7 separate regions of the Mus musculus genome follow, and regions 1, 3, 4, 5, 6 and 7 are each linked to region 2. The links are chromatin loops, found by intact Hi-C in ENCODE. Cell type or tissue: left cerebral cortex. All regions are shown on one strand.

What was found. Peaks named below come from ENCODE experiments on the same cell type or tissue, not always from the same donor. Only the 100,000 strongest peaks of a DNase experiment are listed, where the experiment ranks them.
Region 1: a loop joins it to region 2, with 2.0 times the contacts of the local background. A loop is called at or near these places in 2 of 42 quality-filtered maps.
Region 3: a loop joins it to region 2, with 2.4 times the contacts of the local background. A loop is called at or near these places in 2 of 42 quality-filtered maps.
Region 4: it touches region 2 in a loop (4-fold over the local background); 2 of 42 quality-filtered maps call a loop at or near these places.
Region 5: it touches region 2 in a loop (4-fold over the local background); 2 of 42 quality-filtered maps call a loop at or near these places.
Region 6: it touches region 2 in a loop (6-fold over the local background); 6 of 42 quality-filtered maps call a loop at or near these places.
Region 7: a loop joins it to region 2, with 3 times the contacts of the local background. A loop is called at or near these places in 2 of 42 quality-filtered maps.

Annotation. Positions count from the first base shown.
Region 1 is chr11:66,220,693-66,224,692 of GRCm38, forward strand. The region is part of intron 3 of Shisa6 (shisa family member 6); the gene reads right to left. The region is part of intron 1 of Gm12296 (predicted gene 12296); the gene reads left to right. Among named protein-coding and RNA genes, the nearest start is that of Gm45945, 51 kb to the right of the region's middle. In left cerebral cortex, no CTCF peak of the experiment used is centred here; a DNase peak (open chromatin) is centred at 1,641.
Region 2 is chr11:66,525,373-66,529,372 of GRCm38, forward strand. Shisa6 (shisa family member 6) reads right to left here and starts at 754. Exons shown (of 5, transcript NM_001034874.3): 1 at 1-754. The coding sequence starts at 592. In left cerebral cortex, CTCF peaks have their summits at 1,755 and 2,091; DNase peaks (open chromatin) are centred at 163, 495, 1,379, 1,679 and 1 more place; H3K4me3 peaks cover 1,713 bases.
Region 3 is chr11:66,235,136-66,239,135 of GRCm38, forward strand. The region is part of intron 2 of Shisa6 (shisa family member 6); the gene reads right to left. All of the region lies in intron 1 of Gm12296 (predicted gene 12296), which reads left to right. Among named protein-coding and RNA genes, the nearest start is that of Gm45945, 37 kb to the right of the region's middle. In left cerebral cortex, a CTCF peak has its summit at 1,633 (motif pointing right); no DNase peak of the experiment used is centred here.
Region 4 is chr11:66,869,545-66,873,544 of GRCm38, forward strand. No RefSeq gene overlaps it. Among named protein-coding and RNA genes, the nearest start is that of Pirt, 40 kb to the right of the region's middle. In left cerebral cortex, a CTCF peak has its summit at 2,351 (motif pointing left); DNase peaks (open chromatin) are centred at 5 and 2,353.
Region 5 is chr11:66,165,378-66,169,377 of GRCm38, forward strand. Dnah9 (dynein, axonemal, heavy chain 9) reads right to left here and starts at 3,174. Exons shown (of 69, transcript NM_001099633.1): 1 at 2,680-3,174. The coding sequence starts at 3,090. Gm12296 (predicted gene 12296) reads left to right here and starts at 2,658. Exons shown (of 3, transcript NR_153847.1): 1 at 2,658-3,206. In left cerebral cortex, CTCF peaks have their summits at 1,718 and 2,912; DNase peaks (open chromatin) are centred at 2,530 and 3,186; H3K4me3 peaks cover 1,349 bases; H3K27ac peaks cover 378 bases.
Region 6 is chr11:66,120,047-66,124,046 of GRCm38, forward strand. Dnah9 (dynein, axonemal, heavy chain 9) reads right to left here. Exons shown (of 69, transcript NM_001099633.1): 11 at 1,780-1,848. Among named protein-coding and RNA genes, the nearest start is that of Gm40027, 24 kb to the right of the region's middle. In left cerebral cortex, a CTCF peak has its summit at 2,144 (motif pointing right); a DNase peak (open chromatin) is centred at 2,158.
Region 7 is chr11:65,903,199-65,907,198 of GRCm38, forward strand. It overlaps Dnah9 (dynein, axonemal, heavy chain 9), which reads right to left. Exons shown (of 69, transcript NM_001099633.1): 54 at 3,642-3,764; 55 at 1,999-2,203. Among named protein-coding and RNA genes, the nearest start is that of Zkscan6, 98 kb to the left of the region's middle. In left cerebral cortex, a CTCF peak has its summit at 2,475 (motif pointing right); a DNase peak (open chromatin) is centred at 2,489.

The sequences.
Region 1 (4,000 bases), 300 kb before region 2:
CCTCAAGCTTTTTAGTTTGTGGGGCTTGCACTGTTTTATCACAGCAATAGAAAGCCTAAGACAAGCATCATAATGTTATCAATGTCAAAAGAGGAAAAAAGAATAAAGAGAGAAGGAAAGAAAGAAGGAAAAAGGAAAAAAGATAAATCTTTAAAAATGGATCTCTGAGTTTGAGGCCAGCCTGGTCTACAGAGTGAGTTCTAGAATAGCCAAGACTACACAGAAAAACCCTACAACAAAGAAATAATGTTACCTGTGTCTGTGTGAATGTGCTGTCTCATCCTAATAGCTAATAGACTGATCTAATTTTGGTACTGGCTAGTCCAGCTTGAGAGCAGCTGTACTGACCATGGAGAATCGGGGTACAGGACCCTAATCCCTTGTAACTGCAATTCACATTCTATCATCTCTATCATCTCTATCATCTCTCTCTCTCTCTCTCTCTCTCTCTCTCTATATATATATATATATATATATATATATATATATATATGTATATATATGCACACATACATGTTATTTTCTTTATTTACATTTCAAATGTTATCCTCCTTCCTGGTTTTCCCTCTGCAGATCCCTTATACTATCCCCCTCCCCCTGCTTCTATGAGGGAGCTCCCCCAACAACCCACCCACTCTTGCCTCAGCACCCTAGCATTTCCTTATGCTGGGGCATCGAGCCTCCACAGGACCAAGGGCAATCCACATTCTCTCCATGGTGCCATGCACCTCCAGGGCAGCTCCCTTAGGCCTTGCTATTTTCCATGTTTGGCAAGCCTCTGTGAGCTACACATTTACCACTGCTTTCTTACTTTAAGTCCTTTCTCAGAGGCTGCCTTAGGAATTTCTAAGCTCCCAGAAAGAGAAACTTGAGCAAAGCCTGCCTATCATACCTTCTTTTCTCCCACTTTCCCTGAGATAGACCCTGAGATTCAAAGTCAGCAGACACACTTTCCAGGCCCAGAGGAAGAGTCAAGAAAGGAATAGAGATGACTAATGGTCACCAGAGTGGATAAACGATGATAACATACTCAGAGTGAGTGGACTCTTGAAGAAAGATTAAGGATAAACACAAGACAGGAGTAAAGGGTAGGTCAGGAAGCAGTGAGCAGTGAGCATGGAGATCTGAAAGGTATGGAGGTTCATGGGAAGGAAACCAAATGCCTCCATGCTTGATTGACATGAGGAGGAGGAGGAGGAGGAGGAGGAGGAGGAGGAGGAGGAGGAGGAGGAGAAGGAACCATAAAAAAGAAGTCAACAGTTGGTTTCCAGGGAGATAGTGATACCATTCCCAGAAATGAGTAGGGAAACAGCAGTCTGGGTGTACCATCTATCCATCTTCTTTGTTTGGAACTCTTCAAAGCCATAGGTCCTGTAAGAGTGGAGCAGGGCCCGGGTTGGGCTAGATGTATAGGTAAATTGTGGTTTCCTATACCTCTTGGCAGAGAGTGTTGCATTACAGAACACAAGAATTCTGTTGTCCCTGGGAGAGAGAGTCACCTTCCTAGGCTGTATCCAAGGATTGCCCCAGGCATGGGAACTCCTGGCTCCTCTCTCCTTCCCTGCCTGCATTATCACCCCCAGAACTGGGGAGCGAGCCAGGGGATTTCAGCCAATAAGCTGGTGTTTGTGCCAGCTTTGTACATATGTGAGGGGGTGAGGGATGCTCTGTATCCCAAGAGATCAGAACATGCTGTACAGAGAAAGCCTCCCTGGCATGGACTAGGACAGATGCCAGGAAGTGGAGTGGGCATGAAGCTGAGAGTGCTGCTCCCTAGACTTGCTTAATAGCCACTAATCCACTACTTCTTGTTTCTTCACTTCTCACCATGCTGGAGAAGAACAGGGTTCCCTCTGAGTCTTGGCATCTTACTGCCAGTGAGGTCATTGCTCAGTTCTCTCTCTTCCAAATGCAGTAGGTTTATATACTATCATCTACCACTTATTCTGAATTTACCACTGATCTAAGGACATTCTGCCTTTTGTCCTGGCTGTGGTTGCTTAAGACCCCCTCAGATCAAGCTTGCCTTTCACTGGGATGCCCTACTTTATTTTTTTCCTTCCCTGATCACGGTCTTCTTTAACTAAAGGCTTGTGACAGTGACCTTGCTACACTTTGTCAGTCTTCAGAGATATCTGCTCTTCCACCTCCCACCCTCGTTCACTCAAGCTTTCCCTGAGCTCTAAGGACTTGACACGAATTGACTTGGGTCATCCCAAATGACTTCAGAGATCTTTGCATCAGTAGACTTGCTTTCTAATTTTCCTGTTTCTCTCCAATAGCATGGTCCAAACTAAGGATCTAATGAATGCTTTCGAGTTGATCAAGTAGATGCAAGTCTTTCCTGCCTCCTTAGTAGTTTCTAATGTTGGTGTTGGGGGAAGAGTACCACCATCCAAGAAAGGATGCAGCCAAGCTCTACTTCAAATATTCTGCAATCTGCTCAAGAACTGACATTGGGGCCCCATCTCTTCCCATTTCCTTGTACCAGCTGGAAGAGAGAAGACAGGAAGAGGTAGGGTACAGAACAGTCCTTCTGTTTGTCCTCTATGGCTGTGTTGGCTCTTCCTGAGGAGGCTTAGCTCAGTAGTTGTTCATTCCAGACTGTTACTGAACAAGTGGAAGCTTTCATTGCCTCCTTTTCTGGCTCTTCTTCCTACTCGCTAATCTGCACAGCATCTCTCAGACTCTCTGCCTCTGCCTTCTATTTCCCCCTTGCAGAATTCTTGCACTGAGGGGCCCCACTTTCAAGCCTCCTGTTACTCTCTTCAAAGATTAATGAAAACATCACTGGCTCCAACCTCAAACGACCTTTAGAACATTTTTTTTTCTTCTACAGCCATAGCCTATTCTATAAGTTCAGATTCAAATTCACTATCTCTAATTCCTGCACGCTGGCTATTTTTCTTATTCCTTAGATGATATCCATAGCCAAGCCTCCATTCTTCCAAATACTCTTGGCTCTCCATTTCAGTTTTCATTGATTCTCATTGAGATAAAAAAATTTTGAATGACAAAACCATCTCAATTCTTAATATGTTCCTGATCTCAGTTTCCTTATTGTCCCCACAATCAACACTATAACTGGCATCTTCCTCTTTGAACTGATCTCAGTTCTATTTTACTTATACCCTACAACCAGAAGCTTCTAAGAGTGTTCCTACTCTCTTAGCATGTGTACACTAGCTCATAGCACTGAAAAAGCATGTCAAAAAGCCCTATTCCCTTTTCCTAATTTAGATGTGCCCTAGCCTCAATGCTAAGGTGCTATACCATATGGCTTGAGAATGGTTATCCCTCTGCTAGGTGCTGACTGGTTTATTTTTCTCTTGCTGTATAGGGATAAACACTGGCCCTAGTACATGCAAGGCAAATGTGCTACCACTGATCTAGCTTTTGTTTTTGTTTTGAGAAAATAGCTAAGTTTCCCAATTTACCCTTGAACTGATTCTCTAGCTCAAACATGCCTTGAAACTGGCAATCCTCCTGCCTCATGTTCCTGATTATCTAAGATTGAACGCCTGCACAATCAGACCTGGCTTTGGATTGATCTATGTTTTGTATATCTCAAGAAACACCTGTTGATCATTATTATTTAATTACTTAAGCTGTCAGAGTGAAAAGACAAGCATGGCGGACAGATCACAGTTTACAGGGCTGTTATGTATTCTACTGAGGTTTGAGAGACTCCAAATTGTTTTTATCTGGGGGATCCAAATGTTAAGTTCTGGTTTTCTGGGAGGAGGTTAAAACCTGACAGGGAAAGATGGTCTTACTATCATTGTCTGTTTGCTAACAGCCCTCTGCTGGGCAACCATCAGCCTCTTCTCTGACAAGAGGATAAAGCTCAACTCAATCTCAAGCTTTGTTAAATATTAATTAGTTTCGGGGATGGTCAAGAAGGTTCAGATAAGTCTTGTTTCACTTCTCAATGGTACCGAAAGGCTTTAAGCAAAAGAGAACATTAATCTCCTTACTATAGATTTATAGAATCTGTGGC
Region 2 (4,000 bases):
CCGCCACGATGACGAAGGCGATCACCCCGCAAGTGATGTAGACGGTGAAGTTGGTCTTGTCCTTCTCCGGGTCGTACTTGTTCTCGGGCCCCGGCGACACTACCTTGGTGCTGGGCGTCTGCACCCATACGGGGCTTTGGTAGTTGGTGCACTGGCGCTGGTCCAGCTTCTCGTGGCGCTTCTTGCAGCAGAAGCGATAGTAGCAGGTGCCGCAGCAGTACAGGTAGCCGCTCTCGCTGTTGTTGCACTCGAACTCCTTGTCGTACTGGCCGCTCACGTCGTAGTAGCCCCAGCACGTCTCGTAAGTAACAGTCGCGCTGGCCGCCGCCGCCGCCGCCGCTGCCGCTGCTGCGGACTGTCCCCGCCGGCTGCCCGCCTCCGGGACGCCGGACGCTCGGGCGGTGCTGTTTAGTTCGCGGCCGCCTCGGGCCAGGGCGCCCCCAGCACGCCGACCTCCGACGGCTCCCGCGTTCAGGGTCCGGTTCCCGGAGCGGCCGCGGGCGGCGTCTGCGCCGGGCGGCAGGTGCAGGGACGCGAGCGACAGCAGCAGCGACAGCAGCAGAGGCGGCAGCAGGAGGCGGCGCAGCGCCATGGCGGGGCCGGGCGGGAGGGCGCGGGCGGACGCGGGCTGCAGGCCGCTGCCCCGGCGGCTGGCCGGGCTCCGAGGGCGGCCGGGCGGGCTGGAAAGGCGAGACGGACCGGTCAGCGGCGGGGAGATGGCGCCATCGAGGCGCGGGCGGCGGCGGGAGCGCACGGAGCGGCGGGGCGCGGGCTGCGCGGGGCTCTCAGGCTGCGCGCCGGCTCCGCGCTCCCCCTGCGGGCTCCGCGCGCCTAGCGGGCAGCCCCATCCCCCGCCCGCGGCAGCGGCGGCTCCGCGCGACTCGGCTCAGGCCGGCCCCGAAGCGCGGCTCCCGGAGGCGGCGGCAGCGGCGGCGTGGTCCCGTCCGGGCAGGTCCTGCGGGACGAGACGGGGCAGCGGTCACGGGGTGCGGAGAGCGGCGAGCAGCCGGGCGGAGAAGGAGCGCTCAGCCCTCGAGGAGTGCGTCCCGACTGGGACAGTGGCCCGAGGACGCGTGGAGAACCCCTGGGGAAGCCACCGGGCCGCCGAGCCCGGGGACGGTGCTGCCGACTGAGGCTGGGGTCCGGCGGGCAGCCGGGGTGCGCGGCGGCTGCACCTCAGTCACTCACCATGCCGGGCTGCGACTGCAGCGGCGGCGGCGGCTAGGCGGGAGCGCAGCGACCGGAGCGAGTGAGCGGAGCCGGGAACCGCCTGCACTAGTGCCGGAGCGTGTGCGATAGGAGAGAGGGAGACACACGCACTCACACAGCCGCACACGCGGGAGCGCCGCGCGGGGAGGGCGGGGAGGGAGGCCAGCCGCTCGCCGCCGCCCACGTTTCCACGCCTGGGCGCCCGGTTGGGGGACGGCAGGACTTCTCTTTGCCTCTTCCTCTCCCTCCTCCCCACCCCCCGCCTCGAAGCTTCGCGTCACCAACGCCGGGACACCAGTTAAGCGACTAAGATGGCAAAGAGGGAGCTCACCCCCACTACCTTCACCCCGGAGCAAGGCCAGAGTGAGCCCTCTGGAGCCGGCCAGCGGCAGGGTTAAACCTACTCTGACATTGCCCTTCTAGCCCTCTGGTCAAGTATTTCTAACCCTCCCTCACTCCCCCGCTTTACTTCAGCCTGGTCTTTGCGCTACCAGAAAGCAAGTTGGGGTTTCTGCAAGCCTCTGCCTCTCCCTAGTGGTGATGTTCACAGCCAAGATAAGAGGTCAAGCCCATTGCTACAGGTTCCTACACTGAGGCCAGGGGTCAAGTGGCTGTTGGGCCACCTAGTGTGATGAACTTAGGCTCCTTTCTCCTCCATCGCTCGTGCAGGAGTGAGATAGCTCCAGCTCTGGGTGACACCTCGAATTCCCTCTTTCTCCAACTTTTTTTCTAGCATTGAGACGAGAGTTAAAAAATAAATAAAAAGAAATAAATAAATAAAACTACCTGGGTTTTAAAGATTTCTTTGGAAAGCCCTACATTCCTGTCGTTGCTGCTGGAGGAGACAGATTAGAGAGTCCCTTGTGACCAGAGTGAGACCAGGCTGGCTGAAAGGAGACCCACGAGTCTGGCTTTCTAAGCTATGTGGCCACCCCAAGGGGGAGTCAGAGTCTTAGTTTGCTGTGTGTTGTGTGGAGAAGGTGGGAGACCCGAGAAGAGGAGCAACAGCCAGCCCCAGACCGTAGTCCTGAGAACTTTGGTGGGAGACAGAGGCAGGCTGTTAGAATGATAGTAACAGAGAATTTCCCTGAAGTGGTCTACTCAGTCCTGCTCACGATGTGCCTCAAACAAACTCTCAGCATTCAGGGAGTCTGGTGTTAAATGGATGGACTGAATTGGAGCTGAAACCCAGAACCCACGGCACAGAGGGACATTTTTACCTGAGATGGGAAGAGGGGGACTTCTCTGGCCGACCGTTCTAGAAACTCTCCGTGTGCTGCTCATTCTCTATCCCCTCCTCCTTCCTCTTCTTCCTCGGCACTTCCTCCGATTTCCTCGGCTTCGTCTCTTAATGGCTCTGTTAACAATCGTTTTTAGTGCCAATCCTGCCAAGCACACTGGTAAGTGCTAAGATAAGGAATGACAGTCCCTTCTCTCAGGAGTTCCTTTACAGAGGAGACAGTCAAATGACTTCTGCGTGGCATGTTTGTGTCATGACCGAGATGGGCACAGCCTATTCTGCGAGCAGGATACAGGCTTCTAGCATCACCCACGAGGGGAGCAGTGAGGGTCAAATACAGTTCTTGGGGTGCTAATGAAATGCCTGGTGAAGAATGGTTAGGAGTTAGAAAAACAAGACAGAATAAAGATGCTTCCAGCAGAGGCAGGGAAACTGGGAGAAAGAGGGTGGGTGAGCTAAGCATACACAATGGTGAAAGCCATAGGGGGGTTTCTAAACAAGGGCAGCCAGGAGGCACTGTATTCCTGCCAAAGAATTTGTGTTTAACAATGGCTGGGAAAATATTGGTAGGTTTGAATAGAAGATGCCATCAGATTTATAGGTTTGTTTCATCTTCAAGTCTATTGGAAGAGTGAACACTGACTGACCTGGACACAGAGAAAGCAGTCTGGAAGCTGTTGTACCCAGGCACAACATAAGGAAGCCTATGGGGCAGACATGTGAGAGGTGATACCTACTATGGAGATAATATTCTTACATCATCCAGAGCAGGCTCAAGGCAGTTCACAGTGGTCAGGCAAAGTGCCTTTGAGAGGTCTGCCCAGGGCAAGAGCAGAAGACTCGGGGGGCCGGGTAGGGGGGAATAGGCACACTCACTTGGTACTCAGGAAAGTATATTTGAAGAAAACACACACACACACACACACACACACAAACACACACACCTTTCCACCTTCTAATGTAAATACTGTGTGTGGTTTCTAAGCCAGTCTCTTCCTGTCCTCTGGTGTTTCCATCTCCTTCATTAATCCAGAAACCCCATTTGTGCATCTGGCTGCTCTCCGAGGTAGAAGAGTAACTCGTTCTCCCGAAAGACTCTAATGAGATTTTATCAATGACACAGAGAGAAACTGACTAGGTTCCATAGGGGCAATTATGTTGTGAATTCCTAGGTTCTCAGCGACATCAACAGAGTCACAGAAGTAATGTTTAGGTTGGCAAACAAGTTCAAAGTTATTTATTCCAACCCTTTTTGTAATGCATTTGGTTTTTATTGACTTTATTGATAAGCTGCCTGTTCCTTCTTTAGGGTTGACCAGGCGACTTAGCCCCCACCATGCTCCCTCCTAATCCCATCCCATTTTTCCGTTTTGTTTCGACATTAGATTTTTTGACAGTATTTGAAACCTCCTTTATTTGTGGATCTGACCCATTTAAATGTTCCAGAGATGAAGCGTCTTTCCCTAAACCACGCCAACTTTCCTGAGCCCCAAGGCTGTGGGGAAAGTGCCCCAATCCTTATTTTTAAAAAGTGTGTTCCAATTGGTCTGA
Region 3 (4,000 bases), 290 kb before region 2:
TGGGTCTCCTTGGAAGGGGTGCCTGCCACCTGCTGTGGTCCATTTCCTTAGGGTAGCAGGGCTCCTCTGTATCCAGAGATGCTGAGGCCAGTTTGTTCAGCCTCTGGTTATTGTAATCACTACAAAAGGATCATTTAGCATCCTCTGCTTAGCTCTAGGAAGCCAATCCTCCTCCTGGCACTGAGGCAAGCCCAAGTGTGTCCACTTGAGCTCTTTAAATCTTGCTCGTGAAAGACAAACTTAAAAAGTCTGGCAGTTTCCTGGAAGTGGGATCAGGTGGGAGCCTCAGGAGGTATGGGGTAGAGCTGTGAGAGGGTACATGAGACTTGACCTCTGTCTCTGTACCCTCCTACTGAATTGAAGCTAGCAATTCAATGGGCTCCCTATGGAGGCATAATGTCTAGGCCACTCTCCCAGAACTGGGCTTGTTGTGGAATTCATTTGCAGATTTCATATTCCTTTTTTTTTTACCTGGGCACTCCACCCTCCACCCTCCAGATTTCTAGTCTAGGCCTCCTAACTCTTTTACTGGGTAAATTTCAAAATATAACTCAAAGAAAAATAACTGGGACAGACAATGTCATCTAACATTTCAAGGATGTACAACACTCTGGAAACCCCAGAAATATCCTGGAACAAAGATGGCCATCCCAGGACCTGCATTTATTCTGTAATATTAGAAGTGTATCAGACACACAATGATATTTCCCTCTAGGCAATAAAATATCTGGTATTTACAGCCATGCTTAATTTTCATGCTTATTATATACATTATATTAAGGGAAGAAAGCTCTAAGTATGGGGGCTGACTTAAGAATCTACACACATTACTATTCTAGGATCAGTACAGTTTTGTTGTGATTTAACAAAGATTATCTGCCTGCCAGTCTGTCTGTCTATCAATAACAAGTCTTTTTCATTCATTTATTTATTTATCTATTTATTTACTTTACATCACAAATTATATAATTTTCACTGTTGCCCTTTTCTTCCTGGTACCCCCTTCACATAGCCCCTCCCTGACCCCACTTCCCCTTCTCCTCTGAGAAGAGAGAGTCTTTCCTGGTATTCCCCTACCCTGGCAAATCAAGTCTCTACAGGACTAGCCACATCTTCTCCCACTGAGGCCAGACAAGGCAGCTCAGTTAGGGGAATAGGATCCACAGGCAGGCAAGAGATTTAGGTACTACCCCTGCTTCAGTCATTGGAGGACTCTCATGAAGATAAAGCTGCACAGCTGCATATGGGTTGGGGTGAGGTGGCTAGGTCCAGCCCGTGTATGCTCTTTGGTTGGTGGTTCAGTTTCTGGAAGCCCCTAAGTGTCCAGATTGACTCTGTTGGTCTTCTTGTGGAATTCCTACCTGCTTTGGGTCCCTTAATTCTTCCCCCAACTCTTCCATAAGACTATCCTAGCTCCGTCCAGTGTTTGTCTGTGGGTCTCTGCATCTGTTTCAGCTAGCTGCTGGGTGGAGCCTCTCAGACACATCTATCTGACTTATTCACCATAATCTATCATATTCTCTATTAGAATTGCTTAAAGAATTTCATATATGGGTACTTTGCCTGAATGTATGTCTGTGATCCACATGTGTGCAGTGCCTGTAGAAGCCAGAAGAGGACACTGGATCACTTGAAACTAGAGTTACAGAGCACTGTTAGCTGCCATCGTGAGGCAAGAAGACAACATGCTTTTGATCTGGATCTTTAGGCTGGAAGCACTTTGGATTCCGGTCTTGAGGTGGGATGACACACCTTTAATTTAGATATTGCAGCACACCTTTAGTCTGGGCCATATCTTCTGCTGGAGGCCTACATAAGGACAATATAAATTCTGACATAATGTTTTCACCTCCTGAGCATCTGTTGGATGGATAAATCAGGCTGTTATATGGGGCAACTGGGCAGATGTGAAGATGCATTAGACACAATCCACATTGTCAATAAATATATTTAAGTGGATATATATATATATACACACACACACACACACATATATATATATATATATATATATATATATATAATTATAGAGAGTATAAAATGGTTTGAAATTTGTTGATGCAGTGAGAATGATCAAGGAAAGCGTTAATAAATTAACTGAGGTAATATGAAAGAGTTGTGTGTATAATTGTGTATGTGAGAGAGTGTGTATGTGTGTGAGCATATGTGTGAGTGTGTGTGTATGTGTGTATTTGAGTGTATGTGAGTGTGTAAGAGCATATGAATGTGTTTAAGTGTGTGTGAGTGTGTATGTATGTGAGAGTGTGTGCATGTGTGTGAGTGTTTATGTGTGTTTGAGTGTGTAAGTTTGTGTGTGTATGACTAGCTCTGCTGCTGGGAGAGCTTCAACTTCCAGTCTCTTCTAAAGCTTGCCCCACTTTTATCCCAGTTCCCACCTCCCAGATGATGCTGACCAAGTCCTAACACACATCACTACAAACTTTATTCCCTTCTACATCCTCAGTAGCAGAATTCCTCTTCTATGTCATTGATTCGCCATCCATCTGATTATGAGAATCTCTTCTTATTTCTCCTATTTTCTAACTCCTTCATATTTCTTCTGCTTGAATTTCACCAAGCATTGTTTACTTTAAGTTGGACTTTAGTTATTACAAGTAATGACTGTATGTGATTTTTTTTTCAGTTCAGAGTGATGTATTGATATGTGTTTATATTGTGAGGTGATTTAATTGGGCTAATTTAGACAGTCATTATTTTTGTATAGTTACCAATTTTCTCTAGTTGGAATATTAAGAATCTCATCATCAATTTTGAAACATGCCAGATGGTGTTGACACACACCTTTAATCCCAGCATTTGGGAAGAAGAGGCAGGAGGATCTCTAAGTTCTGGATAGCCTGATATACCTATATGGAGTGAGTTTCAGGACAGCCAAGACTACACAGAGAAACCTTGTCTTCAAAAATCAAATCAAAACAAACAACAAACAAGGAACACCCTGTGCTCTTAGAAAAAAATGGGTGATGGTGGTGGTGGTGGTGGTGGTGGTGGTGGTGGTGGTGGTGGTGATGGTGGTGGTGGTGGTGGTGGTGATGGTGGTGGTGGTGGTGGTGGTGGTGGTGGTGGTGATGGTGGTGGTGGTGGTGATGTTGGTGGTGGTGATGGTGGTGGTGGTGGTGGTGGTGGTGGTGGTGATGGTGGTGATGGTGGTGGTGGTGGTGGTGGTGGTGGTGGTGGTGATGGTGGTGGTGGTGGTGGTGGTGATGGTGGTGATGGTGGTGGTGGTGGTGGTGGTGGTGGTGGTGATGGTGGTGGTGGTGGTGGTGGTGGTGGTGGTGGTGGTGATGGTGGTGATGGTGGTGGTGGTGGTGGTGGTGATGGTGGTGGTGGTGGTGGTGCATACCTTTAATTTTGAAGTATGAATGGACTAGGATCATTATTAATTATAGTCCACATTCTGGGTAATAAGTCCTCAAATCTTACTCAAAGTCTATGGCATTGATTCTATACACAAAATTCTATAGGTGTTAATGTTATCAGTGTAAAAAACCAAATAACATGGTAAATTATGGGGTCTAAATTTTTTATAGACATTACTTGAACAATTACAGCAACTCCAAAGGATAGAAACTGATATCATCCTCATGGCACAGAGAAAAAGACCTGGCCTTGATGTGGCCACTTGCTCAGGTCACATGGCCAGGAAGGGCTTGGCTGGTGCTGCAGACAGTCCCATTGCAGACACTCATGTCACCCACACTAACCACATAAGCATTGTTTCTGTTTGCCAGCCCTGCACTTGATCTTGTCATGGTCACATTCTATTCAAATCAGGTTTTAAGACAACTGGAAAGACTTTATTGGTCTCCTGGGAACCTTGCCCATATGAATACTGTAATAAAATAACAAACTTCAGTTGATATTGTCAGTGAGAAGAAAGAGCAATTACTCAGTTCCCTGCTTGCTGTCCAATTCTACCTTCACTTGTCAGACTGAGAACTGTCTACCAGCATCACAGAGTTCTGCTCCATAGCCATGA
Region 4 (4,000 bases), 340 kb after region 2:
ACAGCATCTGCAACAGTCTACTGGAAACCGCACACTAGACTACTTCTTCTGAGGCCTGGAACACATTGCACATTTTCTCACAAAGTTGTCTCGCTTTTCCCTCTTCCAAAGGTCTCATGTCAGCTCCTCGGGTCTTATTTCTCCCTTATTCTCCTCCCCTCTGTCTCTTTTCCTCTTCCTTCTTTTCGAGAAGAGAAGAGAACCAACAATTTATTTCCGTGGACACCCATGCCTTCAGGGTCTCACCTTCAACCCTGAGCATCTTATCAAGGTTTTCTCCAGGACAGAGGCAATTTTCCTTTTCAGAGAGAGATTCTGGAGCGAACTGCTAAAATAAAATTCATTATTCAGTTGGTGACACCAATAACTAAGAGGTCTCTCCTTGCATTTTTTAAAAGCTGGTATGTTTGTTTATCTGTGCGTCATAGGGTTTCTACAGGATAACCTATACTGGGAACTACAGAAGTTGAGTTCCTGCATTTATTATGCCTCCTCTAGTGTTTGTCTCTCCTTGACTTTCAGCCTCCAAGACATCCTAATGATACAAACTTTATTTGGGCTGAGACTGCAGAATATCTTGCCACCTCCTGATCCCAACCTCTGAGCAATGACTTTCAGGAAACACACATACTGAAATGTGCTTTGAAATAAAGGCTTTATTTTGTCCCATTATCCTCCCTAGAACCTAGCAGAGAACCTGAGATGGGAGTGATGTGCTCACTCAACATGAGCACCCAGTCATGTCCAAAGTTTCTATGTTCTAGGTAGTCTTTGAAAGTACATGAATAACAAAAAAATTAAGCCCTTAAATTCAAAAACGTGTCTATACCGAATGACACTGACATTCGTGGATATAGGTCCTGGAGACAGCCTTAATGCATCTTCTTGGGAGGTTCTTATCATCTTTGCAAACACTACATGTCAGGTGGCAGTGGAACCTATACTTGGCTCTTGCTTGTATCATGCCCTTGGCCAGTGACTGGGCTATACGTGTCTACTGTTGTAGGTCCTGCTTGGCTTTGAGCTGACTCATGGAGCTGACTTGGGTCAGTAAGATGGTGGTGAGAACAAGGGAAGATGAAGTTTGTGGGGTGGAATTGCATGTAGGGTTAGGCATTTGCACATCTCCCACCACCATCAGGCAAGTCTGGACTACCCTGCTCAGGCAGAAGGGAGGGCCCTAGCTAGGCACCTCAGCAAAAGGCTAATTCAGATTGACCAGGTAGCCAGAGAGGTTTGCAGAACCCAGGACTAAGTGCCATCTGACTCCAGATACATAAGAAAAATGTACTCATTAGGAAGCTATTCCGGTTTTATGGTTATTTTTATGCAATATTACTGTAGTAGTAGTAGATAAATGATATAAAATTTTTAAGATATCATGGAACACCTAAAGTGGCCCGAGTAAGCACAGAATAGAATGAGAGGAGGTGTTGTGTGTTAATTCCCTTGGTAAGACTGCAAACATTTGGAGTGTTCAATACAAGACCACTTTTCAACACCTGAGTGAGAAATCTTAAATGTTTCCAATATTTGAAATTTTTGATAAATTAAAGCTGAAGATACAAGGGCCGGAGAGATGGCTCCGTGGTTAATAGCACTTCCTGCTCCTGCAGAAGACCCAGATTTGATTCCCAGCACCCACATGGTAGGTCACAAACATCTGTAACTTCTGTTCCAGGGAACCTAATCCCTTCTTCTGACCTTCATGAGCACCAAGAACACACATGGTGTGTACATACATACATACATGTAGACAAAATATTCATAAAATAAATACATCTAATTTTTAGAAAGGTAACGTTGTCAAATGCAGATTCATTAAAGGTGAGGACAAAATGTGGGATAAGTTAAATATTTCTCATGTAATAAGTATTCCTCATGCAACAGATTGAGCCTTTTAACATTGGGTGGGGGGCAGAATAACCCTGCATGCAGCCTTATTTGGATATAACATTAAATGCCTAAGCATGCCCTTCATAAATGTGAGATTTGAAACTAATGGCCTCTGTGCTGCCCTGTTCCAGTCCAGTCTAAAATTGAGGGTGTGAAGACAGAGGAGATGTTGGTGAGAACTGAGATTTAATAATGACTCTTGGAGCTGAATTAAGTAATGAAGTAACTGAGTTGATAGCAAGGAGAAAGTGCACCCTGATTTATCCAGGGTCCTCCCAAAAGAACCCCCACAGACCCCTGGAAAATCCCTCAACCACAGCTACAAGGCTTGATGCATGAACCCCCATCTTGGCCATCTTGGCTACCAAAAAAGCTTTGGACCATCCCACCAGCACCTCAGAACAGTTTTCAAGTCTCTTAAGACCTAACAGCAAGAAGCAGGGTTAATACCAGTATCACATCGCCACCTAATGGTCACTCTTGTAAAATCATAATCTCCATTTCTGATATTTATGAGCCTCCTTGGAGGCAAAGGCTGCTTGCTAGTCGGACCTAGAAATTCACACACACACACACACACACACACACACACACACACACACACACACGAACACGCAAGCATGGGCACACGTATGAGCATGCACATGATGCACAAACAGGTCTATACAAGATTCTTTATACACATCCTGGCATGAACCATTACATAGTGACTGCAGTTATTAACACCATTATTTTATTATTGCCACACTACTGTAGAAATACCTGGCTGAGGCTTTGAAGTTAATTGGGTTTAGGGGAAATTAGATTTTTAAGAGATATTAAGAATCCATGTCTTCCTAGATTTCATTCAATAAACAGGCACTAAATGTTTAGTGCACACCAGCACTGCACTATGTAACTGAATCCAAGTGGAAAAGATATTAAAACAGCTACATTGTAGCACCCTGCAGTACAGCATCTCCAAAGCTGAAGAGGAGGTGGGCATTCAGGCAGCCCACTCTCAAGTGCTGTAAAGAGACACTTCCCCACAGTGTCAGAGTGGTGGTGATTGCTGGGCACATGCTGCAGCTTCCTGCCATCCAAATCTCGACCATGGATGCTACCGTGGTCCTGCAGGCTGGAGTCTGATGTCGGCCTATCTTCAGCACTTTGAAGAGTTCTTGGTTTTAAAGCGGCAGGTGGGAAACTTCCTTGCAATGAAGAGACCGTAGGTTTATAAAGAGTGATCATGCGGTAGGGCTTGGGATGATGGAGCAGGAGGATGTCTGTGAGTGTTTGGGTGGCTCCTTGGTGTCCCTGCATTGGTGTCATTGGTGGGTGGGCCTCACGTTAGCCTTGAAGGCTGAATGGGTTTGTGAAAGGTACACTCTTCCTTTCTGTCATCTGCTACACCCACTGGATTTTTATTACCAACCATGTTCTTCAGACCCCTCCTTTGGACTCCTTGCCAGACCTGGATTCATTTCTGTAGGCTTACACACTTTTTCCACTACTGAAAGTTGCTCTGTTCCACCTCATTCTCATACGTGGTTGGCACTCTGCATGTACCTGCAGGTCCCCAGCGCCCCCCTCCCCCAATCAGCCATTGCATGCTGGCAGCTGTACAACCCAGGAGACTGTGTTGGAGGACAGCTTGTTTATTGAAATGACAAGGCTAGCTTATATAGCTCGAGTCAGGGAGAGAAGGGGAGAAAAAAGTACAAGGGAGAAAATGCACCTAATTTGCATATGAGGACCTAATTGAAAACAGGCAAACCTTAGTGACACACCATTCAAATAACAAATCATTCAGGAGGAAACAGGGACTTTCCAAGCATATCAGTTAGATCATGTGCCTGCCACATGATCTCTGAGAAGCTAGGTTTCTGGTGGGGAAACAGAAGACTACCTGCTCTATCATGATGTAGCCTTTGTCTCTATGGGGTTGAATAGGTCCAAACCTGACTTGGGTAGGGAGTGACCTCACTCCTGCCATGTTCCAGGTAAGGGCAGCATTCTACTGTCCCTCATCTGGCTTGAGAATCCACATCTCCTCCTTTGTTTTTTTTATATTAGTGCTGCATCATTGTCGTATGACACATGTGTCAGCGTGAGAATAGCTTAA
Region 5 (4,000 bases), 360 kb before region 2:
TGGTTCAGGAAGTTGAAAAAGCAGAAGCACTGGTCAGAGAGATGGGGGTGCACCCATCACAAAGTGGTGGGGACAGGAGGAGAAAGACTCAAAGAACCCAGAGGCCATGTGACCGGAGCACCTTTTGATTGTTGAAATAATTAAGTGTTAAGTCAAGAGAAACATCGAAAGTCACAAAGAGACAGCTGCTAGGTGACTCCATTCACACAGGTACCTGTAGACTAAAAGAGTCACATTCAGGAAGACAATTTGGAGAATGCTGTTTGGGGAGTGTGAGGACAGGGACATGGGTGTTTTGGGTGAGTGTACTTTCAATCATGTTGGGTAATGGAGGTCTGAAGATGTATCATACTTGGTGTTTATGCCTGACAGCATTGTATTGTGTGGTTAGGAACTCCTGGGTGGAAGGATTTTATGTTGTTGCTTTTTTAAAAAATAAAAATAATACTTTTAAAGAGTATTCTCTATCAGTATTTCACTGTTTAAGTGCCACATCATTCATTCATTTACTCCTTAACTGTATCCTTTTGTCTTCAATCTAAATTACAAAAACAAAAACAAACAAATAAACAAACAAAAACAAAAAACAAAAAACAAAACCCATGGATTTTTGTGCTACATACCTGTACTCTCATCTCTTGGGAGGTGGAGGTGAGAGGATTGGGGGTTAAAGGTCATCCTTACTACATAGCAAGTCAGACCCTGGCCTGGGCTACATGAGGCTACATTATCTATCTCAAAACATAGATAAAGAAAAAAGAAAAAAAGAAAGAGAGAGAGAGAGAGAGAGAGAGAGAGAGAGAGAGAGAGAGAGAGAGAGAGAGAAAGAGAAAATCTCTTAAACTGTCTATTTTATGTATATATGTATGGTCTATGTGCATGTATGCCACATGTGTGTAGGTTTCCATGGGACACAGAAGGTGTCAGATCTCCTAGAGCTGGAGTTGGAGGCTGCTGTGAACTTCCTGACTTGAGTATTGTGAACCAAACTCTGCTCCCATGGAAGTGTGGTTTCATAAGCTGGAAGTCATTTCTCCAGCTCCTAAAGTTACTGTTGATTTCTGGGCTGGATTTCCTTGATTATGTAGTCCTGAGTTGTGCTCAACCCTCTTCACAGACTAGTTTGTGTCTGTCTCTAAGCCTTTAAAAAAATCATTTTATTTTATTTTTATTTTATTTTATTTTTTAAGGCTACATATCCATGTGTGCCTATATAAGTGTATATGTACATATGACTTCAGATAGTCATAGAGTTTAGAAGAGGGCATCAAATCCCCCAGATCTGGAGCTACAGGTGGTTGTGAGCTTCCTGATATGGGTCTTTTGCAAGAACATTATGTACCCTTAACTGCCTCTCCCTTATCAGAACTCAATGTAACACTAAGATTACCGCAGCCCCTGAGACTACATGGATCTGTCTTTCCTCTGAAGCCAAGGACAATTTCCTATCATCCTTTACCAGGGACATGACCTACAGATGGACTTCTGTACAGGTGGTATTCAAACATAACACAGTAATAAGACTATTCAATTTAAAACCATTAAAGCACTTAATGCTAGCCTAGCTTCCCCAGACTCTGAATGCTTGCCCATCCATCCTATTCCTCCTCGGGATTTCCCCTTTCACAGCAACTAGGGAGCTAACATTAGATGTAGCAAGGAAGAGTCATGTCCTGGCTTTACCACTAGGGCCAAAGTTTTAGAGAAGTGTTCACCCTCACTGTCTTCAGTTTCAAATACGTTGAACGCATGATCTGATGAGTGTGTTTGGGAAGCATCTCATGGATGGGAATTTATTTTCCATTTCTGTGCCGTTTCCAGGGCACTAAGCATACAGAACGCCACACAGCTAGTATCTGCACACACTCCTTTCACAACTGGCTAGACCTAGAGAGGGCCAGCCTCTAGAAGCACATGTGCTCAACTCAACTACCAGGAAAGCTTTCTTCCTTTGGGAAGGTCTAATGGGTTCAAGATTCTCATCTAACTACCATTGCGAAAATCCTCTGAGCTCTGAAGGCCCAGAGGCTCCACCTGTATCTCTTTTCCCAGAGGTGGGACAGATTCTTCCCAATGCCTGCTGACCAAAAGATACCCAACTGCTGCCAGCCCAAGGCAGTTCCATAAATGTTTGCATGGTAAATGAAGGACATTAAAATCAAAACCAAATCGCCTCCTTCTAAACTTCTTTGCAAAGGTAGATACTATTTAAAGCAGTGCAGCTCCTTCCCATCCAGCAGACAAACTTTAACTCAAAATTCACCACTTTCTTGTCCTTGGCCCTTGCGTGATGACTTACAAAGCTGCCAGGACTCAGGCATTCTTCACACTATGACTTCCTCTTGAACCAACCCCCTGACCCAAAGCTGGTTCATATTGTGGCCTGGCTTTCACCCAGACTTGTCCCCAGCTGGCACCCAGCAGATCACCAACCAGGGTCTTGGTTTACTGGCAGCCCTGCCCTTCCACTCCCTCCCAGGCTGTGCTCCAATCTCAGCCCTTTTTCTTTCAGACTCCACCACAGACTCCTCCTGTGACCCCGCCCACGTACCAATCCCTCTGCAGCGTCGCCCCACCTCTTTGGTTTTGACCCCGCCCCTCATGCACACGCCCCTCTTCCCCCTTCCCTCCCTTAGACTTCGAGCCTCTGCTAGCAAGGGGCCATCCACCCACCCTCACCTCTGAGAGCAGCGGGGCCAGGTGCTCCAGTGGCACCGCGGGTAGGTCCCCGCAGAGCACCGTGCCGCGGAGGCTGTGATTTCCCGGAGGCTCGGACTTAGTGCGCAAGAAAAAGAGCCCCTTGGCGCGAGCTCGGCTGGGCTCTGGTCCTGCGTCTAGACCGGGTGTCACCACCAGGCCCCCGGGCCCGGACTGAACCACCAGCAGTGGCCGCGGATCCGAGGCAGCGTTGTGATCCAGGAAGGCCTGCAGCAGCCTCCCCGCCTCGGCTGTGCCTGCACAGCGCTCCCAGGTGCCCGCGGCCGGACGCAGGCTCCGAGCCACAAAAGTCCCCAGAAGCCGCAGCCTCGGGTCTCCAGGCTCCTCGTCCCCAGACTCCGCCAGCGCTGCCTGCTCCTTGGCGCCGGGCATCGCGTGTTGCCAGCTGCAGCGTCTGTTTCCCTAGCGACGGGGATGCCAGGCCCTCCTGCCTCTGCTCTCCTTATATTGGGCACTGGACTCTAGCTCCGCCCCACTAAGTTAATAAGGTAGGCAGGGGCTGAGAAGGGGCGGGGTCGCGTCGTTGTTGCTGGGAAACTGGTGGAAGCTCTCACATCCAAGCTGGTCTGGTAGACTAGACGTGCTCTGAAGACTACAGGCACAGGCTTGCGTGGGATTCTTTTGTCTAAGGCCAGATTAAAGTCTTCAGACGCCTCCATACACAAAATGAATAGTTCTCTTACTCTGTCCTAAATATATAATTTAAAAAGTTAATCCCAACGCCAAGGATAATACCATGAATGCAATACAATTTTTTTCCCAAGATAACAACTCAAACACTTTCGGAGAATGCTGTTGGATAGAACTTTTTTTTTTTCCTTCAAATTATGAGCTTCCAGCGACACTCGACCTGTTGGTGACACAGGGCTTAATTGTTTCATTTAAATTTGCAATTAAATAAGCATGCGTGTCTAGCAATCACTTCGAATGTCTCCTCTTCAGACATTTATAATAAATTATTGTAAAAAATAATCTCCAGTACCTTGCTTTGCCTGCACCTTCATTTGCCAAAAGGGCAGCTGTGCTGGACAATGGTCTTCCATGCGAGTGGCCCGAGGTCAATTCTTAAATATACTGAAGTGCTTGTAAATATGCAGCGTGCTCCCCTTCTGACCTGGAAAATTATCACTCCTCATAGGTTTGATCCTTCTCCGTGATCAGAATCAATCACTTGGGTCTTTGTATGCGTGTGTGAACGAAGGAATGGATATGTGTGTGTAAAAAGGAAATGGACACTCAGCCAGAGGCCTTCCGGTCTGCAAGAATCTCCTGTCTGCCCCCC
Region 6 (4,000 bases), 410 kb before region 2:
TGCCTTGTCAATAAAAGCTGGAAAAGCCAATAATTAGGCAATAGAAAACATATGCCAGGGCTTCTGCCAGCCAGAGGAGGAGGGAGAGGAAGGAAGAGAGGAGTCACCACAAGGAAGGGGTCCAAAGCGACATTAGCCCAGAGAGCCAGACCATTACAAAAGTGCAAGTATCTCAGTGATCTGGGCTGAGAGGTAGCCATATTATATTAGAGGATAGAATAATGCCTAGTTATTGTGCTTTTAATTTGAAAATAAATCTTGGTCTCTCTGTGTTGTTATTGGGAAGCTAGCCAGGAGAAAGAAAAACAGTCACTGTATTAACTTACTGCATACATTTCTAATAATATACATTCCTTTACAGGTGGTGCCACTGCAATCAGAGAAGAATAGAAAGATTTCAATGATCTTTGGCGGTGGGGATGGAAGCTTTGTCTTACCTCCAGGCACATACAGAAAAAGATATTGATAACTGCTCTCACACTAACCTTTGAGTAGCTCGTGGAATTCATTATTCAGTCATTGCACATTGACTGGGTACATGCCATGTGCTGTGCTGGGAGAATAAATTCATGAATTAATAACCCATGATAAACCCAGCTAGTGGGGAGACCGCAGGAAGACGAGTAGAACACAGTACAGCAAAAATCAGTCTTAGAGAGTTGCCTTGGGTGTCAGGCATCAGATGGCAGGAATAAGGTGATCAAAGAAAGTCTCATGGGAGAGATGATGGAGCAAACCTTGACTCGGTCTCATGGCTGAGCAGAGGCGGTGTGATCAATCCCATTGGAAGCCATGGAGAGGTGTGGAAGTTGGAAACAGCCTGACTGAACTGGGAATAAAGGGTGAATGGTACATTGTAGACTGAAAGGAAGCAAGAACTGGGGAGCAATGGGGACCCCTGAGAGGTTTTCAAATGAGGCTATAGTGACATCATTGGATTTGGCTAGTGTGTGCATCAAGGGATACAAATAAGAAGGGCTGTCAGGAAGCTGCTACAGGTCAGTCCGGAGCAGATGTAGGTTTTTTTTTTTTTTTTTTTTTTTTAAAGAATCCAGTGATGAAGATATGAAAGGGTAAATACATTTAAGATATTTACAGGGTAAAGGGTAGATGTGTGGATCCCTGGCAGGTAGAGGAGCCCAGGAGTCTACTTGTCTAACCCAATGACAAGCAGTATCTGAATTTGAGCTTTTATACCTATACCTTACTCTCTAGAGCCAGGAGAAAGAGCAACAGCAAAAGAAGAAGGCAGAGCCATATTAGAAGAGGTAGCTGTAGACCCAGAACTTCTAAAAGATACACTGGGCTCCAGAGAAGGCACAATTATGAGCCCATGTGAAAATACCATTCTTTCTTATGCTTTCTCTCTAAAAGGATGAAGGACATATTTTGGAACTAAGTTTGCTCCTTGCAGTATAAACTATTGCTTTCTGTTTACTAAGCAGCAACTGCCGATTCTAGGCTTCTCAGAACACCACTCCATCTCACAAGGTTCATAGACCTAGGAAAGTGACACTAGGAACATATTTGTGTCCAGAATACAGCCACATTCTCCCAGAGACTTGTTCTCAAGGCCCTGTAATACTGTACTCACAAGTAGCGGGGCTATACCATACACTACACAATGAGATTTCATAGAGGATATGAAATATGCCCTATGAACAGCAAAAGGCATGGATGTTGGGGTATAGAGGTGAGGGGGTATGGGAATGTGGGGGTAATGGGGACTTGGGGGGGTGGAGTAATCTAAAAGAAGATGCAATCCTAGAAGCTGCTTACTCTTCTAGCAGGGAGAGCAAGTCTTCGTATTTTTGTATCATTCGCTTTCCTTCAGCAGATTGCAAGTACCTATCAATTCACAAGAAAAGGGGAGAAAAAGATATACAATTAGAAAAGGCCAAAATATTACCATCTATCAAGGCTACAGGCTACAGAGAAGGTATTGATAATTGGGGTCCTGAGGCAACAGGATCATGTGTCCCAGGCCTCCCTGGGACAAATACAGGGATCTTGTGCATCTCAAGAAATAAAACAACAATATCAAAAGACAAAGAAACCGGAGATGGAACAGCCTTTTGGGTTAGTTTTCAAAAGGCCTTGAAAGAGATTGCATTCTCCTCCCTGAACATCTTCCACAGGCCACTAGGGGGCAGCCACACTTTCTAAAATTCCGGCAGAACCCCAAAAGGCAAGGGACAGTGTGATGTCTGTTGCTGTGTTTCCACCAACTGCTGTCCTGGCTAAGCCGGTCATATATACACCAGGTAGATGAATTTTCACAAAACATGAATAAAAAGAAAGTTGAGGGACTAAAGAAAAATTCTAGGTGATGTTGTTTTCTGTGTATGAAGAAAAACATCCTTAAAACATTACCTATATGTATATGTGCTTATCACAATGCTTCATATAATAATATATAGGTAATAGATACATGATGACCAGTAGGTAGGTAGATAGACAGGTAGATAGATAGATAGATAGATAGATAGATAGATAGATAGATAGAGACAGACAGACAGACAGACAGACAGACAGACAGACAGACAGAGATCCCCTTTCCCTAGATAGGTACAAACAAAGGGTTTCTAAAATCTAACTAGGAGGACACTTGTTCAGAAACATTGCTATTCTATGACATGTTTGCATGAGGCCTGACCCACCTCTCTCCTTCTAAAATGTGTACACACACACACACACACACACACACACCCCTGCATGCAGAAAGCATCCACAAACACCGTTTTCTCTCACAGGCATGTCAGAGGCTCCTGCCTGGATGCTGAGGACCACAGAAGAGAACAGAGTCGACCCTGCAATACTCTTAGCCAGTGTTCCCCACTGCTTTTGACACTGGCTGCTATCGTAAATAAATGCCCAGTTCCTGGGGAAAACTGGTGAAGTCTCTTTAATTTTCAAATACCTTCACACTAACTGTATGGAGTCTGTTCTTTGTCCTGCTAGCAAAACAAGGCAGCTTATTGCTAAATCCTTAACATCCGTTCTCTCCATATGCCAGCACAGGTCTCTTCATGTGATCCCCAGAGCCGTCCGCAGAACCCTCCTCGCTCCTGCAGAGAAAGCACTGGGTTTCTTTGTTCCCTTTGGTGCTAAATGAGCAGCAGTATCTCAGAGTACTCCGGACCAGGCAGGTGGCTTGTACCTCGTATTCCCGATCTCCCCCACATCCTGCAGGATTTCTATAGACCTCACAATGGCCTCACAAGTCTCAGACTTGGATCTGGAGAGCCTGAGGCAAAGGTGCACACGGTTTACTTCACGAAGTGTCAGGCTACGCTGCCTAGTAGGTCTGAGGGGTCCTCAGACGCAATGCAATGTTGCTTCCATTTCACTTTTTGCTAGAAACCTACAGCATTCTCTCTCTCTCTCTCTTTTTTTTTACATTCTCTTTTTATCATGTTTTTAATTTTATGTGCATGAATGTTTTGCATGTGTACATGCCTGTGCACTGGCGTCAACAGAACCAGACGAGGGCATTGGACCGAGAGCCATCTAGCATATAGTCATGTTCTTTATGGTGAAACCCCAGGGATAAAAATTAGCTGAGGTGGGGACTCCATGCCTGGGTGCTTCTTAGGAGCTGTGCTCCTTGCAGGATGCACTGAAGCCTCTGATACTACCAACCATCAGCTCATTCTACCCACTACTCAGCCAGCCCTATTCCTTCTGTCCTTTAGCTCCCAAGAGCATCCTTTGCTGTCTCTGCTTCTTAAGAACCAGACCTATGACAGCCATGCAGTTCCTATGCCTGGAAGCAACCTTGACTCCTTCTTGCATGTCTTCTGTATTTGGCTCTAAGGCAGTGACTCTCTATCTTCCTAATGCTGTGACCCTTTAATATAGGTCCTCCTGTTGTGGTGATCCCCACACACCCCAAACCATAAAAATATTTTCATGTTTCCTACTTCATTATTGTAATTTTATTGTTGTTATGAATCATAATGTAAATATTTGATATGCAGGATATCTGCTACGTAGGATA
Region 7 (4,000 bases), 620 kb before region 2:
AAGAGAGGCCCATTGGACTTGCAAACTTTATATGCCCCAGTACAGGGGAACACCAGGGCCAAAAAGGGGGAGTGGGTGGGCAGGGGAGTGGGGGTGGGTGGATATGGGGGACTTTTGGTATAGCATTGGAAATGTAAATGAGCTAAATACCTAATAAAAATGGAAAAAAAATAAGATTTTTCTCTTAAAAAATAATGCAGTAGTGTACATTTCATCTAGAAAGAATATTATCATAGTTATTTTTACTAATTCCTTACAATAAATACTAAAATCATAAAAAAAAAAAGAACAACTTACATATTAGGGCTTTCAGCTATGCCATTCTCCCTCACTTTCTCTCTCTCTCTCTCTCTCTCTCTCTCTCTCTCTCTCTCTCTCTCACTCTCTCTCTCCCTCTCCCTCTCCCTCTCCCTCTCCCTCTCCTTCTCTCTCTCTCCCTCTCCCTTTCTCTCTCTGACTTATTAATCATGTATGTTACTTATTATGTGTATATGGTCTATATATACGCATGTATGAAGGTGACCAAAGAGGCTAGAAAGTATCAAATCTCCTGGGACTGGCGTTATAGATGGTTACGAGCTGTCTCCTATGGGTGCTGGAGACACATCTTGGATCCTTTACAAGAGAAGAGGCATTATTAACTACTGAGTCATCGCTCCAACCCCTGTTCATTCTCTTAAAAACACAGATGTTAGTCCAGCCTGAGAGTAGAACTGGCTATTTCCTTTTGGGAACACTGTACCTAGAGGCTTTCAAATTACTTAGGAATTAGCTCAAAGGCCAGTACCACATAGAAACTTTCTGATGACTACTAATTAAATTAGTTCCCTTAAACTGTATCTCTTGCATGAATGCACACAAGCACACACACACACACACACACACACACACACACACACAGATAATTATGAGTTTGAGGCCAGCTTGGCCCTGTAGCTTGCTATATTATCTAGTTTCATTTCCTGAAAATTTTTATTAGTAGCTAAAATGACATTATTTCTCGGGTTTTACTTCTCCTTCCTGTGTTACCCTTTACTTGGCTGTAAGCTCTGTAGACAGCTGTATGGTCTTCCTTGGGCTCTGTTGGGTCTTCACACTCTAATCTTATTTGTTATGGACTTGGGCTCCGGAGTGTGTCTTAAATAGTATACGATGGTCTGGGGAGAGTTCTAGGGAGCCTTGGACTCAATCTCACATGTGCTGTGCAAGATTGGTGAGTGGGGTCCCCTTGGCCTATATTATCTAATCTAATTACATCTAAAGAAAGGAAGGAAAGCATGCTCATGAGATGGACTGAACTGTGTTCCCACAAAGGATTTATATGCTAAGACTAATCCTCCGATTGACTGTACAGGAAAGTACTCAGGTGTCATGGAAGGGAGCCCTAGATAGATGGGATTAATGTTCCTAGAAGAAACATAAGAGAGGGGCTCCTAGATCTATACATGTACAAGAGTTTATGTGAGCAGGCAGCTGCCAGTAAGCCAGAAAAAAAAAAAAAAAAAAAAAAGAAGCCTCATAAGGAACCAGCAATATGGTCTCTAGCTCCCAGCCTTTAGAAGTGATAGGACCCAGGTGCTTGCCTTTTATACTGCCTGATATGTACCTTAAACTAGCTAAGACACAACCCCTGCAAAGATGACCCTGTTTCTGTTACCCATGCATATTTTAATCCTACTTGACTTTGGATGGCTCCACGTGAGTAGTGAGATCAGACATTCTCATATAAGAGCCCCAAGCCAGGCCCTGCTCTTGGGGACAGCAAGGTCACCTCTCCCAGCTTTCCCACTTCTGTTCTTCAGCTAAGCACATTCTTCCTTTCCCAAGTGGGTATTCCCAGGTGACTAGGTAGGGTTGGAACTCAACCAATGTCTTGAAGAACCCACTCAACTGGATTCCAGGAGAAACTTGCCCACTCCTGTTCCCCTAGTGGCTACACTGTAGGACCCAGTGCAGGGCACCCCCCTTCTTTCTTTCCTTGGTGAATCTCTGACACACCTTCAGCTGTTCCAGGTCTGGTCTCTCCATGCTGACCACAGCAGCCAGCAGCTGGTCCTCCAGGCCATCCCTGGTCACCGTGAAGTTGATCAGGGTAGCCTGAGCCTGCAGCTCAGGCTGGTAGTGAGGGTTGGCCAGCTTGGTATGAAGGATGAGCCGGAACTTGGGATTGAATTCACACTCCTTGTCTCCAATCTTGATAAACCTGGAACACAAAGGGTCAGATGAAGGAGGGGGTACCTTTGGTAGAATTTTAGATTGTTTTTAAAGAGGAGCACAGTCAATAGTATTATCATATTCTCACGGATTTTTCCTAATTATGTCTAACAACTTCCTAGGACCTTACTTTCCCTTAATGTCAGGAGCAGGTTGGAAGGATTAAGTTTTGTCTCATGCTTCATTTTATAGTGTGAAACTTTAGGCAGAGCGGTTCCCACTGTCAGTATAGACTTGGATATTATGAAAATGTCCCAGCAGATGGCAGCACAGAATATGGCAGAAGGGGCATCTGCTTGCAGTTGGCAGGAAGATCTTCCTAGGCATGCTAGAGGGCTTCCTTTTTCTGGGCTAGAAAGGGAATGTCTTTGATGGGTGAAAATAACTAAACACAGAAGCAGGTTTAACTTGAAACATAGAAGGGTAACTTGGGGACTCTGCAACCAGTAAGGCTCTTGCTAAGCCTTGGACATGGTTTCTCTCCAAAAATCCATGTACTAGAAACCTGGTCTTCCATATGATAGAATGGTTGTATACAGGCATATGTGTGTGTGTGTGTGTGTGTGTATGTGTGTGTGTGTGTGTGTGTGTGTGTGTGTGTGTGTGTGTGTGTGTGTGTATCTGAGAGGTGAGGTCTGGTGGAAGGAAATTGTAAGGGTTAATGCTGTCTCTTTAGAGGGAGTTGGGTCTAGCAGGAGTGGATTAGATTCTGAAAGACTAAGTGTGGACCCTCCACAATCTCTTGCTTTCTGTCTCATCATGTTAACAACCCACACCCACCTACCATGGACTCCCACCACAATGCTATCTGCCAGTTTATGATATTGCAAAACAGCTCTTATTGGATCCAGTTGCTCAACCTTGGGCTTTCTGTTTCTAAAACTGTGAACTACACATATGAATTTTCTTAAGAAAATACCTAGCCTTGAGTCTTTTGTTAAAGCAACAGAAAATAGGTAAGAATGGCCCCAGAATTAATCACACCTTCATGTTAATTAGCATGTCTATCATATGAGATGGAAGCCCTTCTACTTCCTCCCATTTTCTCATTTATATAAACTTCCTCTCTCTACCCTGTACCTGCTAAGCCTTCAGTCACAAATTGACTGGGAGCTGTGTTCTGAGCCTAATACATTTGGCTTGAATAAACTGTATGTCTTAGAAGTCTGTTGGTTTTGTCCATTTTTCCTTAAGGCTCCCCTCAAATTGTGCATTGTAGCCACTAGAAACAGGGCAAGGAGTTGCAGGCTTCTGGAACCCAAGGGCAATGACATGCCCTGCTGCTAGTGGCGAGGAAGGCAGGCCAGCTGCAGTGAACTCCTTGACCTGAGCCCAGGGGAAAAGGTTCTAGAAGTGAGCTCTCCATAGCTCTAACCAGGGCAGTGGACCCACTCTGAGTACAGGGCAGCTGTGCAGCCAAGTCTCACCGTCCTTTCTTAATGACTTCTCTCCCAAGCAGAGGTCCCAGGACGGGATCAATGGACTCCTCAAGGTTCTCAATCAGTACCACATCTCCAGCTTCCAGGGCTCGCTCTATGGTTTGAAGGCAGCTGAGGAGCAAGTTAGGCAGTGTGAGTCCATACCAATGCATGGATCTGAGGCCATTTAACAAGTCCACTGTGCCTCTGAGGGAAGTGCAGTGCTGGGCAGGGAGGCGTAGCTTCCAGAAATGTCTTCAGCTGCTATGTTTTTCTCTACTTAAAATGACATTTATGCTTTTTTTTTTTTTAATTTTTAGGAGTGGATATGACAAAATAAAAAGGAATATGAAAATTAACCATAAACC